2 separate regions of the Homo sapiens genome follow, and region 1 is linked to region 2. Evidence: chromatin contacts called from ENCODE Hi-C or POLR2A ChIA-PET data. All regions are on one chromosome and are shown on one strand. The core of a region is the stretch at or near the end of the contact, and the rest is flanking DNA. Distances in the headings are between cores, read along the strand shown.

Region 1 (2,700 bases), core at 86-2,585, 150 kb before region 2:
ACCATCCTTTTCCTAAAGGACATCCTCCTCCAGGAGAGAGGACCTCCCTGACTGGCACGGTCACTCACCCAGCAGCCCTGACCAGCACACCCGAAGGATGGCGTGCAGCTCTCTGTCACCCTCCCCTCAGTCCATTCACTGGGCCCACAGATCCATTCGTTCACCTTCCCATCACCTGCCACTCTCTGCCCTTCCATCACAGCATTAGTTTAAGGTGATTTTCTGCGTGTACCTTTGCAATTGTCTTTTAAATGGTCTCCTGTCTCCTGTTGGATCCCTCTCTGACTCATTATTTGTACTGCACCAGTGATTTTGCAAAGTTAAGTGTGATTATGTCATTTTCCTGCTCAACATCCTCCACTGGCTCCCTACTGCTTTTGGAGGGAAACAGATCATCCAGCATGGACAGTGGAGAGAAACCCACACAGACTTCCTGCTGTCTTTTACCACAGAATCTCATGTGACCTACAATCCAGGCTTGTCCGAGTGAAAAAGAGAACTTGAAATCAAAGGAAAAGTATAATTTGGGAGTGCAGAGTGGAACAGAGTCTTAAACTTTTAACTCAAAGATATCTGAGGTTTTTAGATTGGAACAAATTTATGAAATTCAAATGTCAACCACTTTTCCCCCCAGACACTTCAATCCAAAATATTAATTTCCATATTTAAGCACAAAATTTGAAATTTATGTTTTCTCTCAATGGAAAAAAGTCTTGTTTTATGACATTTCATGTATGTGTTAAAAGTTGTAATTTAAGATGAAGAAACAAAATGTACTGAAAGAAAATACCATGTCAAGTTAATCAACATACACTCAAGACCTACACAGAGATCTCCAAATGGTGCCCTAGCTAATATTAAAGATACAAAATGAGGACTAGGTTGTTTACAAAGATTCAGGCCATAATAATTAAAAATAAGAGATTAAAGTTTAAAGAGGAAAGATTAATATTAGGTTAAAATTCTCCACAGAGAAAAGTATCAGGTTACACACTGCGTTATTGAATAAGGAATTCTAATTTATTTGAATTATTGCTCACTTGCAGTTCTGCAGCTGGCAACAGTGCAACATTGTTTTACCAAAACAAAACAAAACCTCAGAAGTAGTTCTTTTTCTAGAACTTCTAATAAATGTAGTTAAGTACGAAAATAATATGAATAGGAAAAAAAATCCAACAAAAAATTTGTGCTACATTCCCTAATTAAGAAGACAAAGATGTAAAATTTATAAAAGATATAATATTGTCTTAAAGAAATTCTTAGGGATGAGCCAAAATATACACAATAAATGCTACCACACAGAAGGCAGCATCTTATGCCTAGAGGGAGTGGAATGAGTCAGACACGCTGATACATAAGCTGCTCTGTCTTCCTCTGCTTCATAAAAACGACGGCATCACCATTTTCCAAATGTTCAAAGTTTGTCTTTCTGTCTTTCACATTTTTTCTACAGGCTCCAGACAGGCAATATTTCAGAATATGTGGAAACAAAGAAGCTGAAAATAAAATGAAATAACTAGTATCTTAGCACTCTGACCAAATTAGTGAAAACTGATTTGTACATAAAGTACAAACTTTTATATACTTCAAAGTTATTCTGTCGTTGCTATTTTCCACCAATAGTACTTGCAAAAATTGGGTTATTTTCTCTCAGATCCACAGCTGAGTCTACATCCAACCCCACACTGTAGGGATGCATAGGTGACTTCTGTCAGCTCCTCCTGGAGATTAGAGAGTTTTCCTAATAAGCTACACTGTATGAGCTTCTATTGCTGGAAGATATAGATAGTTACATAGTAAAGTGTTTTGTTGTTTGATAATAGCTCTAGTGTCTAAGGAATAACTTATTATGCAAGAGACTATTGCCCAAAAAAAAATTTTCTATTTTTTTCATCTCTAAGGCCTTTCTTTCTTCCACAATATATACAGATATATCTAACTACTACCCAAGGGACTGTCCATAGTAATTCCTTGTAGAAAGACCATCCCCAAAGATAGCTTTGGTCCTTTTATAATGACTGGATTTGCGATTCAACAACAGCAGGTTTAATAAACATGTTTATCTGGATTCTACTTAAAGAGATAGCAGACGGAATGCATGGTCACTTTGTGTTCAAAATGACTCTTCTAATTAATCTGTGATCCCAATGCCTATTTAAGCTACATCAACAAACAAAGCAACTTATTTGTAACTGATCAACAAAAAGTAGGATCTCTGATTCTTTTTCTTTTAAAGACATGTGAACCAATTTATAATTTTTAATGCTATGGAATCTATTTGTTTTCAAGTTTGTAAGATCTTTTACTTAAACAAGGTTGTTTTGTTTTTTAAGATAAAATTTAACAATGTTAACTAAAGACCTAGTGTAAATGCTTGTGCTATATCAGCACAGAGCCTCTTAGGCTGAAAACAAAAATTTTAAAAAGCCTATGTACTTGTGTGTTAGAGGGCAAGAAAGAAAATTATGAATAAAGCAAGCTGAATATGAAAGTAACACTAGATAAAAAACATTATACAAAATACAAAACCAAATAAAAAATTAGAACTGATGAGATAAAATTCACTAATGAAATGGGCAGAGAAAACTAGGAAATATTTCATTCAGGAAGAACTCAAGTTCTGCTGCAAAGAATTGTCAGAAAAAAAGGAAGAATAGATTAACACATAGTACAACATTCACACTTCATTATAGAACACCT
Region 2 (2,700 bases), core at 184-2,683:
TAGACAGTATTGGCAAATAATAGCAATGATGGTAATATTCAAAGATGACATACACACACACATACACACAATCCATGTATGTAACACAGAATCAGTGGTTTGAAATTCTGCTGAGCTTAGATTTTTCTTCAGTTATTTAATAACATGCCAAACTTAAAGTTTGTGAAATCTTGTCTTAAAAAAAAAAAATCCAGGAAAGCCTCTCAATGGTTGTACTAAATGACATTTAACCATAAATCAACCAAGTCAAGTCATTATGAGGAAATAATTTTTCACAATTCACACATTCTCCTTTTCTCAGCATATATTCTACAAATCATAATAAATGTATTACGCATTATGAATACCATGTAATTCCCTTCCGGAAATGACTGGATGCAAGGTATTTTTATTGAAATCACGGTTCTGTTTTCTGTTTAAGCAGGTAAATACTTAATTGTTAATGATATGTTCCTTTGCAACAAGAAATAAAAAGAGAAAGTGAGGAAATAGTTACATAATTAAATGAAAAAAAAACTAGAAACGAATGTGAGCAAGAAAAATATTACATATGGTCACATACCATGTAATGTTTTAATCAGTGATTAACCACATATATGACAATGGTCCCGTAAGATTATAATGAAGTTGAAAAATTCCTGTTGACTAATGACCTCATAGCCATCCAAACATCTCAGTGCAGTGCATTATTCGTTTGTGGTGATGCTGCTATAAATAAAGCTTTGCTGTCAAACATATAAAGGTATATCATAACTAATTATTAACAGTATGTAACTGATAATGATAGTAAACAACTATGTTACCGGCTTATAAATTTACTATATAATACTTTTTGTCATTACTTTAGAGTGTACTCCTTTTACTTATCGTTTTTTTTTTTAAGTTAAGTGTAAAACAGCTTCAGGCAGGTCCTTCAGAAAGCCTTCCAGAAGAAGGAATTGTTATCATAGCAGATGACAGTTCCACAACTGTTATCGCACCTGAAGACCTTCCACTGAGACAAGATACAGAGATGGAAGATGGGGATACTGATCATCCTTACCCTGTGTAGGCCTAAGCTAATGTGTTTGTGTCACAGTTTTTAACAAAAAAGTTTTAAAAGTAAAACAATAAAATAATTTAGGATAGAAAAAATAAGAATATTCTCATTCTTATATGGATATAAGAAAATACATTTGAACAGCTATGGAATATTTGTGTTTTAAGCAAAATGTTATCAAAAAGGAGTCAAAAACTTTAAAAAATAGTTCATAAAGTGAAAAACTTGCAGTAAGATACAGTTTATTAAAAAAGAAAAAATTTTAAATTGAATTTAGTGTAGCCTAAGTGAACAGTGTTGATAAAATCTACAGTAGTGTACAGTAATGTCCTAGGCCTCCACGATTACTCACCACTCACTCATCCAGAGCCACTCCCGGTCCTGCAAGCTCCATTCACAATTCAGTGCCCTGCACAGATACAACTGCACCCCTTTTTATCTTTCGTACTGTACTCTTACTGTACCATTCTATGTTTAGGTACACTCGCACAGCACTCAGTACAGTCGCATGCTGGACAGGTTTGCAGCCTAGGAGCAATAGGCCATACCATCTAGCCTAGGTGTGTGGTAGGCTCTATCATCTAGTTCATGTAAATACACTCCATGATGTTTGCACAGTAACAAAATCGCCTAACTCATTTCTCAGAACATATCCCCATCATTTATCAGCACATGACTGTATTTAAGTTGGAGTGATAAACCAACTAATAAAGAAGAGATATGCAAGAAATCCCAGGCTGCTATACACAGACAGAGTGAGCAAATGAATACAGACTCCTCGTATGAGGCAGGATCCTTGGCAGAGCTGGAGTTAGACGCTACAACAGACATCCAGACTGATGAATAACCATAAGACCGGTTTCCTAAATGAGGCAAAACTAGACTCTCAGCTACTCTAAATGCGTACTTATACATATTGATATTCCTCATATATCCTCACCACCTGCAGCATTTTGTTCTGTTTTCCCAAAATTGATGGAGAAAGTATGTTAAAGCAACTAACATAAAACAAATACGTAAGTTCAATTACTAAAATCAAACACATAGGCAAAGGCAAGAAGATAGTTTCAAGCAAAGCTGAAACTCTGTGGAACCACAATACCAAATGATTACATTTTATAAAGAAGGCAAGAATAGAAAGGATGAGGAAAATAAACTTTATGCTTTAACAGCATCTAAATTTACAGTATTTTCCAAATCCTTCACATCTGATCTTCACATTTGTCAGGTGAGATTGAGAATATTTTTTTTTTTGCCTCTGAAGAAATTAGCAATATTTAGCCCTTTTTGTCCAAGTTAGACAACTTCCATCTAATGACTTACTTTCCATAAAACTTTTTTAAATAACTCTTCCTAAATAACTTTTAAATACCAAGAAATACATAAATATCCATACAATCCTAGGAACTTTTTAATTCATATCCTAGGTGTACATTTATGATTCTCCACAAGATAACCAATTATTAAGTTGCCTTTTTAAAACTGATCTTAAGAATGTTTTCATTACATGGTATTTCCCACCCAACTGAGAACAGATGTGACTTTCAGGTGAGTCTGAATGCACTACGATACGTGTTGTGTCCCTTCCTTCTCTCATCTCATTGCCTATTCTCTAAGAAATGCTGAGTAATATCATTATTCCCTACTCGATTTTACAGATT

What was found. A loop is a pair of places that touch in the nucleus more often than their neighbours do. ChIA-PET counts read pairs that join two places held with the same protein, here RNA polymerase II (POLR2A).
Region 1: a map of PC-3 shows a loop between it and region 2 (2.8-fold over the local background). The contact joins two enhancer-like sites. A Hi-C loop is called at or near these places in 1 of 168 maps with a recorded cell type or tissue (PC-3). POLR2A ChIA-PET finds 5 or more read pairs at or near these places in 1 of 52 experiments (OCI-LY7).

What each region holds. Positions count from the first base shown.
Region 1 is chr18:74,896,811-74,899,510 of GRCh38, reverse strand. The region is part of intron 7 of ZNF407 (zinc finger protein 407); the gene reads right to left. Among named protein-coding and RNA genes, the nearest start is that of ZNF407, 300 kb to the right of the region's middle. Within about 2 kb of position 1,335, at least 2 of the 41 ENCODE cell types and tissues checked have a DNase peak (open chromatin) inside an H3K27ac peak, as active enhancers do; they include PC-3, where a contact is called at or near this core.
Region 2 is chr18:74,744,969-74,747,668 of GRCh38, reverse strand. The region is part of intron 3 of ZNF407 (zinc finger protein 407); the gene reads right to left. Among named protein-coding and RNA genes, the nearest start is that of ZNF407, 150 kb to the right of the region's middle. Within about 2 kb of position 1,433, at least 3 of the 41 ENCODE cell types and tissues checked have a DNase peak (open chromatin) inside an H3K27ac peak, as active enhancers do; they include PC-3, where a contact is called at or near this core.